Linked DNA regions of Homo sapiens: region 1 is linked to region 2. Evidence: chromatin contacts called from ENCODE Hi-C data. All regions are on one chromosome and are shown on one strand. Each heading gives the region's core, a stretch centred on a gene start or an enhancer-like site at or near the end of the contact. The rest is flanking DNA. Distances are from core to core; before and after follow the strand shown.

Evidence for each region. Hi-C counts contacts between places; a loop is a spot of excess contacts on that map. Pooled maps may share reads with other maps.
Region 1: a map of IMR-90 shows a loop between it and region 2 (6-fold over the local background). The contact joins the promoter of PCDH7 here to the enhancer-like site in region 2. A Hi-C loop is called at or near these places in 1 of 168 maps with a recorded cell type or tissue (IMR-90), 1 of 37 single-sample maps with no recorded cell type and 9 of 50 pooled maps.

The regions. Positions count from the first base shown.
Region 1 is chr4:30,716,919-30,721,993 of GRCh38, forward strand. PCDH7 (protocadherin 7) reads left to right here and starts at 3,451. Exons shown (of 3, transcript NM_001173523.2): 1 at 3,451-5,075. The coding sequence starts at 4,505. It overlaps LOC124900844, which reads right to left and starts at 2,203. Exons shown (of 1, transcript XM_047416545.1): 1 at 1-2,203. The coding sequence starts at 989. The coding sequence ends at 423. RefSeq lists an enhancer at 4,260-4,970.
Region 2 is chr4:27,038,536-27,043,813 of GRCh38, forward strand. No RefSeq gene overlaps it. Among named protein-coding and RNA genes, the nearest start is that of LINC02261, 180 kb to the right of the region's middle. Within about 2 kb of position 2,041, at least 2 of the 41 ENCODE cell types and tissues checked have a DNase peak (open chromatin) inside an H3K27ac peak, as active enhancers do.

The DNA of each region.
Region 1 (5,075 bases), core at 2,201-4,700, 3.7 Mb after region 2:
GCAGCAGCAGCAGGCTCTTTAATTTATTGCAGGCGGTTACACTTTCGATCCCATTTCCTTCTGAACCCTTTCCTCTCAGGTTGAGTAGATAAATGCAGCCTCGGGTCTGAGAAGCCGGGGGGGGGGGGGGGGGGGGGTTGGTGGGTGGGAGCGAAGCCGGATATCACATTCCCTCGGTGAGGTCTGGTACCGGGGGGGATTAAGTCTCCCGGTTCCATTTAATGAAATTGCTGAGCACTTGTGACACTGGCTCTAAGACTGCGGAAATGGGGCGGGGGTGGGAGAAACTGCTTCTCTCTTCATTCATCCTCTGCGCCGGCGAGAGGAGAGAGTGTCAGCCCCTAGAGAGGGGGCGGAAGAGGACTGGGAGCTCCAGCCGCCGCAAGGGCGCCCCGAGGGCTCCTCTCACCTCCCCCGTACCCCTACCCCGCCCATTTCCTTTGCTTGCCCAGAACGGCGCTGCAGGGCAAAGCCGCCGCCACTTCTTTGCTGCTCTGGCAGAAAGGTCGGAGCCTGGGACTGATGGGGGTGGGAGCAAAGCCAGCAGGCTTCTTGGCCCCCGCAGTCTGTCCTCGCTGTTCTCCATGCAGCACACGTCGGACCCATTTCCCACGCTGGCTTGGCTCCGCCGCGAAGTTGGTAGGAATGAGAGTGAGGAGGGCGGGCTGGAGACTTCCTCCCGCTCGCAAAGAGGAAACCACTCCACTGTGAAGGACGCGCTGCAACTCCCTAGTCATCCGGGAAGAAATGTGCAGCGCGCTGAGGAAAAGCCGCCCACTCCTTCGCGCCCCGCTCAAGTGTGCGCCTGGAGAGTGCGCGCCAGAGCCGCGAGCAAATGCTTTGAAGATGCGGAGAGGCTTATTCAAGTTTATGGTCTGGAGAGGGAAGAGGGAGTGCACAACGTTTCTGCCCAAGCGGCTGCCTGAAGTTTGCAAAATCTTAGTAAGGCGATGAGGGGAGTGAGTGCACTGCACCATATTGCCGCGCATCGGAATGCACGGCGCAAGGCCGCGGAGTGGAGACGGCTTCTCCCATTTGCCTCCAACCTGGGAAAAAGGGGAACCAGGGTCGGAGGTTTGGAGAGAGGCAGGCGTTCCGATAAACCCGGGTTCTTGCCAAATGTAAGAGGGATTTGGCTTTACTGCCACTTAGCCGGCCGCGAAGGCGCTGCGGAGCCCACCCCCGCCCCCGGCTCGAGACTGCGGCGGTGCGCACTGAGCCTGCGCGCGGGGCTTTTCTCGCTGATGCTGCAGATACAGAGCTGAGAGGTTCGGGTGCCAGCAGCGGGAGGGTTAGCGGGAAGGCCGGGTTCCCTGCCCTGGCCTCGGAGGAGGAGCCACCACCCCTGGGGTGATGCTACTTTCACAGACTGGAAAATACTCGCCAGCTCCCTGACACACACTTAGACACACTTCCATCCAACGGGCATCTACGATCCCCTGTAGGGAGAGCTTGGAAATCTCTGCCGCCTCTCCCTCCTCATTCCTGTTCCTGCGCCCGCCCAAACAACCGCGCGCTACATCTGCTCGTTGACTTTATTGGTGTTTGTCTTGTTTAAATCATTCTGCCTCGTCACCCAGGTCTCGTAAAGAATACCCACACTGGACAGATTTTATTTTTTCGGCTTTAAATTTTTCTTTGAGGGGAGGCCCTTAAATGTGTATGGATACGTCAGGCGAGCTGAAGACTAAGCAAATCCCAGCAGCGGCCCTTTCTCTCTTTCGAGATGGTAAAAATTCTCCCCAAATACCTACAGTCCGTCTCAGTCGTCTTAATCCTAGCCGGGCCTCTTCGTTTACAGCCACTGAAATAAATGAGTAAATGGCTCAGTTCAAAAACACAACCAGACCTGAGATCTGATGAGGCCGGCTGCGGTGGTCGTGAATGAAAATTGGAGAAGCCTTGCTTCAGGAAATAGGGACAGTCAAGGGACACAAAGTCAAAAGGAGAGATGGGAAAGCTGGGGACACTTTGGTACACAAAGTTGCCATTAAAGTTTATTTCCCTTTTATCCAGATAGGTGACGCTACACTTTGCCAGTTACTAAAGGCTGCAGGTTTCTGCTCAGAAAATAATATCGAGGTTTCCAACATGTGTTTATTCCCCAGGCGCGCACACACGGTCTACCCCCGCAAGCAAGCACGACGACAGGAATGTCAAGCATTTAAACAAAGACAGACATCCTTCACCCTCCACCCACCGCCGCCCCTGCCCCCCGCAACCATCCAAAGTCTGAGCTCCCAAAAAAGGATCTTTCTCCAGCTCTCTGGAGTTTGATGTTCTCTCTTCACTACTGCAGCCCGTCATGGTTTTTCAGAACAGAGTGGCTTTCTGGGCGCTCGTAGGTTCCCCAGGACCCCGATAACCATGTCCTAACCAAGATCCTAAATCGCGAACCGGAGACACTTTCCGGGGGGAGGAGGACGTCGTCTGAGAGGGAGGGAGAAGGAGAAACCTATCCTGACACCAGCTCCGAAAGCTCTCACGCGTGAACTGGGCATTAGTCAAGGGAGGAGGAAATTTACCAGCCCGAGGGAGGGAAAACAAGTCCCCCAGAGAAGACGGCGGTACTCGCTAGGGAGGGGGACTGGGCTTTGGCTTAAAGAGGACTGGCTGGGATTGGGCACACTTTGAGCGGCCCCTGGAGCTGAGGCTGGGCTTTCCCGAGCGCGGCGGCTGGCTGACGCTCCCTCCCGCCTCCTTATCCCGGGCCCTCCTCCCTCGCTCTCTCCTAGTGTGTAGTTTCGGCGGCTCGGCTGCTACTGCCGCCGCCGCTGCAGCAGCAGCGTCAGGGACAAGCCTGATCCGTGAGCGAGCGAGCACCCAGCAGCAACCACCACTTTGGGCAACTTGCGGGTTTCCTGCTCGCGGGTAGCGAACGGGAGATTCCCACTAGCGGTTCAGTGTCTCCGAGCCGCTGCAGCCCGAGGGGCGGCGGGAGCGCCCGCACCAGACTCTCCCAGACGCGAAAAGGGACGAGACAACTGCGGAATTCACCAGCCGTGCCAGGGCACTTCCGAGGCCACAACCGACTGACACTTTTTCTCCCCTTGGCAAACTGGATTTTTTTTTTTAAGCTACTTGGCAGCTGTCTCTGACTCCACCTCCCCCTCCACCCCCGCCCGAAAGCCTTTGGCTTTTCTTCGGAAATCCAGACAGAATTGGGCATCTTTGTTAATTGCCGTTGGGGACGCCCGGCCGTGCGCTTTCGCCGGCTAACGTCGCCTGTGCTCCGAGCCTGGTTTGCTCACCTTTGAACTGCAAAGGGATCAAGTTCAGCTTGAGTTCCCTGCATTGGGAAGGAGAGAGAGCGTGCAAGAGAGCGAGTGGGAGAGGGGGAAAGGGGAAAGGAGAGGAGGGAGGAGAGAGAGGAGGGAGGAGAGAGAAAGGGAGGGAGGGAGGGGAGGGATCGAGAGAGAGCGGGGAGAGAGAGGCTGCAATCTCCTCCCTGAATCGCGCACAGCGCTGCAGATCCCACTGCTCCGACATGCGGGCCGAATGCAGGTGAGAAAAGGCACGGACTCTGCGGCTGCGAACCCAAACTTGGGCACCGCACGGTGCGCACTGCTCAGCCTTCGCCCCCGTGGGCGAAAGGCTGCTGCGGTTTCAGGCGGCTGCTTCGTGACTAATGACCTTGCGCAGAGTTGTTAAGAAAAAAGAGAAACCCGCGCTCTCCGGGGTGAGAAGGGACTGACTCTGGGCGTCTCTGAAGATGGCTCGGGCTTCTCTTTGGCGCGCCGGGGGGACCCTGACACTGACCGCTCTGTGACGCGAGTAGTCTCCCCTGCACCGTGCCCGAAGCGACGTGCCGGGGGATTTTTCATTCTCGATCTGTTGACTGGCTCCCCCGCTGCATGAGCAGAGTCGGAGTTGAGACTGGCTTGTTGCTGGCCCCAGCGCCTGGTGCAGGAAGCGACTCACGTTTGTCTGGGTGGCCGGAGCCGGAGCAGAGCCTGGGTTTGGAGTGAGTGCCTGGAACGTGAATTGGACTCAACTCGAGTAGCAGCAAAGACCAGCGGGCTGGCAGGCGGGGGAGGCTGCAGGCTCATTCCCCACCTCTTCCCAGCCCCACTGCCCGTCTGCCGGAGCGGTTCTGGCCCCTTCCGACAGAGCGGGGACTAGAGCCGGGGATTCTCCGCCCGCTGAGGGGATGACTCTGGGTTGGGGGAGCGCCGAACCCGCGGCGCGCAGTGTCCCGTGAACTGTGAGTACTGCGACTGAACGGCGGCAGGCGAGCGGGCGATTAGCACCCATTGCATGAATTATGAAACAATAACTTTCGGAAGAAGCAGGAGGAAAAAAAGAAGCATCTATCGCTGCCCTCCCACCCCCATTCCCGGCCAACTCTCCACGCCGCTTTTGCCCCCTCCCTCCCCTCCCTCTCGCTCCTTCCTTTCCGGGAGAGGGGAGAGGACTCGGGGGAGGGCAGGCGGCCGGCCCCGGAGGAGGGGGGCGCCGAGGGGGCTGTGGTTAGAAGGAGCAGTAGCAGCAGCAGCAGGAGAAGATGCTGAGGATGCGGACCGCGGGATGGGCGCGCGGCTGGTGCTTGGGCTGCTGCCTCCTCCTGCCGCTCTCGCTCAGCCTGGCGGCCGCCAAGCAGCTCCTCCGGTACCGGCTGGCCGAGGAGGGCCCCGCCGACGTCCGCATCGGCAACGTGGCTTCAGACCTGGGCATCGTGACCGGATCGGGTGAGGTGACTTTCAGCCTGGAGTCCGGTTCCGAGTACCTGAAGATCGACAACCTCACTGGCGAGCTGAGCACGAGCGAGCGGCGCATCGACCGCGAGAAGCTGCCCCAGTGTCAGATGATCTTCGACGAGAACGAGTGCTTCCTGGACTTCGAGGTGTCGGTGATCGGGCCCTCGCAGAGCTGGGTGGACCTGTTTGAGGGTCAGGTCATCGTGCTTGACATCAACGACAACACGCCCACCTTCCCGTCGCCCGTGCTCACGCTCACGGTGGAGGAGAATCGGCCGGTGGGCACACTTTACCTGCTGCCCACAGCCACCGACCGCGACTTCGGCCGCAACGGCATCGAGCGCTACGAGCTGCTCCAGGAGCCCGGAGGCGGCGGCA
Region 2 (5,278 bases), core at 791-3,290:
TTTATGAAACTTAGTTTCACTGGATACAGGATGATTCGGTGACAATGGTTTTGTTTAAAGATGCTAAAGATAGGACCCTACTCTCTCCTAGCTTGTAGGGTTTCTGCTGAGAAATCTGCCGTTAATCTGATAATCCTTTATAGATTACCTGATGCTTTTGCCTCACAGCTCTTAAGATTCTTTCCTTTGTCTTGACTTTAGATAATCTGATGACTATATGTCTAGGTGATGATCTTTTTGCAATGAATTACCCAGAGGTTCTTTGAGCTTATTCTATTTGGATGTCTAGCTGTCTAGTAAGGCCAGGGAAGTTTTCCTCAACCATTCCCTCAAATAAGTTTTCTAGACTTTTAGATTTTTCGTCTTTGTCAGGAACACCAATTATTCTTAGATTTGGTTATTTAACATAATCCCAAACTTCTTGGAGGCTTTGTTCGTTTCTTTTGATTCTTTTCTCTTTGTCTTTGTCAGATTGGTTAATTTGAAAGACTTGTCTTTGAGCTCTGAAGTTCTTTCTTCTACTTGTTCAATTCTATTGTTGAAACTTTGCGGTGTATTTTGCATTTTTCTGTGTTTCTTTGTTTCCAGAAATTGTGATTGTTTTCTATTGGTGCTATTTATTTCTCTGGAGATTGTCCTGGTCCATATTCTGTATTATTTAAAAAATTTATTTAAATTGGTTTTCACCTTTCTCTGATTCCTCTTTGAATAGCTTAATAATCGAACTTAGGAATTCTTTTTCTTGCAACTCAGAAATTTCTTGATTTGGATCCATTGCTCATGAGCTAGTCTGATCTTTTAGGGGTGTTAAAAACCTTTCTTCATCATATTACCAGATTTGTTTTTCTGCTTCCTTCTTATTTGGGTAGACTATGTCAGAGGAAAGATCTGGTGTTCAAGGGCTGCTGTTCAGATTCTTTTGTCCCATTGGGTGGTCCCTTGATGTGGCCCTCTCCCCCTTCCACTAGGGCTGGGGCTTCCTGAGAACCAGACTACAGTGATTGTTATTGCTTTTCTGGGTCTACCACACAGCAGAGCTATAGGGCTCTGGGTTGGTACTGGACAGTGTCTGTAAAGAGTTCTGTAATGTGATTCATCTTCAAGTTTTTCAGCGGTGGATATTAGCATTTGCTCTGGTGGAGGTAGCAGGGGAGTGAAGTGGACTCTCTGAGGGTCCTTGGTTGTAGTTTTGTTTCGTGCACTGGTTTTCTCAAATGCTGGTTGTGGTAGCATTTGGTTGGCCTCCAGCCAGGAGGTTTTGCTGTCTTTTTCTTTTTTCTTGAAATGGAGTCTCGCTCTGTTGCCCAGGCTGGAGTGCAGTGGCGTGATCTTGGCTCACTGCAAGCTCCGCCTCCTGGGTTCATGCCATTCTCCTGCCTCAGCCTCCCAAGTACCTGGGACCACAGGTGCCCACCACCACGCCCGGCTAATTTTTTGTTATTTTAGTAGAGACGGGGTTTCACCGTGTTAGCCAGGATGGTCTCGATCTCCTGACCTCGTGATCCGCCTGCCTCGGCCTCCCAAAGTTCTGGGATTACAGGCGTGAGCCACCGTGCCCAGCCAGGTTTTGCTTTCAAGAGAGCATCAGCTGATACAGGCTTGCCCTAAGTTCACCTGGATAGGTATTCAGGTTTCTCAGGTAATGGGCGGGGCCATAGAAATCACAAAAGATTATGTCTTTTGTCTTCAGCTACTACAGCAGGTAGAGAAAAACCATCAAGTGGGAGCAGGGATAAGCGAGCCTGAGCTTCAACTTCCCTTGGGTGGGGCTTGCTGTGGCCACTATGGGAGATGGGGGAATGGTTCTCAGGCCAACGGAATTATATTCCCAGAAGGATTACGGCTGCCTTTGCTGGGTCATACAGGTCGCCAGGGAAGTGGGGGAAAACCAGCAGTGATAGGCCTCACCCAGTTCCCACACAGCCAGTAAGGCTAGTCTCACTCTCGCCACCAGCACCAAATTTATATCCAGGCAGCGGCCGAGCAGGGCTGAGATCTTGCACCAACCTACAAGCCTCCCCACTGAGAATGCAGGCAGGGCTTTCAGGCCCCACCCTTCCCCACTTGTTTCTGTGCTCATATCTGTACTTCCTGTTTGCTGCCCTGGAAGGTTCTGCCCAGGAAGGTTCATGCTCATGAAATTATTACAAAATTCATCTGGAAGTTTCCTTCCGCCTATGGCCCTTCCTCAGTTCTACTGGCAGCCCTCCCCAAGGACCCCTGTGAGACAAAGTCAGAAATGGCTTCCCTGGGGACTGGGAGTGCCCACAGGGCTCTTCTCACTGCTTCTTCTACCTTTATATTTCACTGGGCTCTCTAAGTTTATTTCAGCTCTAGGTAAGGTTAAATCCTTCTCTGGTGATCTGGATTTTCAGGTCCTCTAGTGAAGATGTGTGTTTGGAGGCAGCCTTCCCCTTTTCACACTTTGGGCACTCACAGTTTTATGTCTATCTTAGGGAGCTTGCAGCAGCAAGCCGCTTCCTTCAAAGGGTCTGTGAATTATTTTGGTTTTCCTGGTATGTTCCTGCAGTAGTTCTTGGAGTAAAAGTTCACAATGTGAGTCTCCACACACTGTTCCATCTGTCCAAGTGGGGGCTGATAGTCCTGCCTCCTAGCTGCAGTTTTTCTCCTTTGTTGGATACTTTTTCTAACAGCCATCCTCTGTGATCATAAATAATCCCTGAATATTATCCTTGATCTCAAAAGCTGTTTTTATTTTATTTTGTCCTGTTAGTTAACAATGCAGCAAGACGTGTTAATTAGTATATGTAAATTTCCTTGAACTATGATCATAGTGCCATATAGTGTTAAGCAACTAATAAGGCCAAAAAATTAACCTCTGTCATAAGAACTAACAGGGAATCTAGTGTTGTGTTTTCAACAGGCTATATTATTCCAGAGAACTTTGTATCACTCATTTGTGCTCATGTCCTGAAGCTAGGAAACCAACCCCAAGAAATTAATTTCTACCAGTGTTGCTTAGAGTGCCTGTAAATATTGATGAATTTATTTTCTCGACCTCTTCCTCCTCCCACTTCCAATCTGCTAAGGTACTTAGTCTGCTAGGAAGTCATTCTCTCCTCTAATTAAATATCCAGAACTCCAAAAGCCATAGAATAGACCAATCTCCCGGGAGGGCTTTGTGAGCCTTGGTTCCACATATGAAACACAACTCCTTTTATCAATGGGGACTTGCCATACCTGCTTAAATAAGATTTATTCTAATATAACACTTCAAGGCTTTGGTTATACAATTGATTTTTTTCCTGACTTTATCTTGATTAACGACAACAACAACAAGAGCTTCTTATTGGCTCCTTGCAAATGCTACCCTGTTCTTAAAGGAAAAGAAACTTAAAACTATTTGTCCCTGAATTTTGAGGTGTCAGTGAGAATAAAACACAATTTTAATAATATTTCATTTTAGCATGGGAAAGCATAGTCTAAAACAGGGGTCAGCAAACTTTTTTTTTTCTTTTATTATTATACTTTAAGTTTTAGGGTACATGTGCACAATTTGCAGGTTAGTTACATATGTATACATGTGCCACGCTGGTGCGCTGCACCCACTAACTTGTCATCTAGCATTAGGTATATCTCCCAATGCTATCCCTCCCCCCTCCCCCCACCCCACAACAGTCCCCAGAGTGTGATGTTCCCCTTCCTGTGTCCATGTGATCTCATTGTTAGGGCCAGATAATAAAAGTTTTCAGTTTTTTGTTTTTTTTTTTTTTGAGACGGAGTCTTGCTCTGTCTCCAGGCTGGAGTGCAGTGGTGCAATCTTGGCTCACTGCAACCTCTGCCTCCTGTGTTCAAGCGATTCTCCTGCCTCAGCCTCCTGGGTTCAAGCGATTCTCCTGCCTCAGCCTCCTGAGTAGCTGGGACTACTGGCATGTGCCACCACAATGTTTTCAGTTTTGCAGGCCATGAGTGTCTGATGTAAGATTTATGCTCAAATCCGCCATTGTAACGTGAAAGCAGCCATAGACAGTATATCAAAAGGGGGCATATCTGGATTTTGCCTGTCATAGGCTGCATTTGACCTGTAGTGAGCTGGATTTAGCCCATGGACCATAGTTCAATGACCCTTAGTTTAAAGGCTAGGGATAGGTCAAGAAGAAAGAAAAAGGGCTTCACTGTATGCCTATAATAAACTAGAATATTAAAAATAATGTTAATACACAATAAGTAAATTAAAAATATCACAACCACAATTATATTCATTTTATCAGTTCATTCAGTCTCATGTAATTATTATTTGCACTGGCTCTAGAGACTACATTCTGCTTTTACAAAGTTGCTGCTTCCGTACTCAAACAGAGCCCTAAAAATCCTGACTCCCTTGCTACAATCTGTAGTTGTTTAAGTGGTATCTGCTTGGAAGTCTGTACTCATTTAAGTAATGAGTCTATTAAAGTATTGGTGGGTAAAAGTACCTCGTCCTTTTCATTGAGGTTCTGAGGATGTCTGTCTGTTCAAAGACTACTTTTTAGCTTGTAGCTTGTAGCAGAACCTTCAGGGAAGTATGAGAGAAAAGCCAGAAGTTGATGACAGGACTCAATGGTGGGGGGACTCTTTTTTATTACAGTAATTGATCATACTGGAATGGAAGAGAGCAAAATCATTTACAAAGATGCAATGAATAACCATTTTATAAGATTTGAATCACTATGTCCCCTGAGGGTAAGGACATACTACAGACAGTGAGAACACTGACAACTCTTTGGGACATTCCTAAAATGTAAAACCTCAGAGAAAAAAATTAAGCCAGAGAAGGCTGAGCTCTCTTCCACTGGACAACTCTCCCCATTTAGCTCTCAGGTAGCTCTCATCTTTGTGTTTACCCTGATCCAGTCCTTCACCCTTTTCTCTTATCAACTGTGTGTTTTCCCTGTGAACTTTTACCCCTTGATGCAATATCAAGTGTCCTGTACTAACAGTTTGTATTTTTATACATCCCACCCATTCCTTATAATCTGCCCCCTATACAGCTCCACTCGTAGGTTTCAGAGTCACTAAAACACAACCTGTTCAAAGCATAACATATAGGGACTTCCATTTCTGGCTCTGATAAGCGTAACTGATCTGCCACAAGCAAATATAAAACAGGTCAATAAATATGAGGAAGTTAGTTTCACGCACTGAAAAACAAGTAACGTGAGACCATATTCCTTGAGAGAAGTGAACCACACAGTCACTGCAGCTTTCTGTCTGGTGCAGTTTATGGACTTTAGTGCAGGTAAGGAGGATATGGGTTTCTTACGGGTCCTTCACTCAG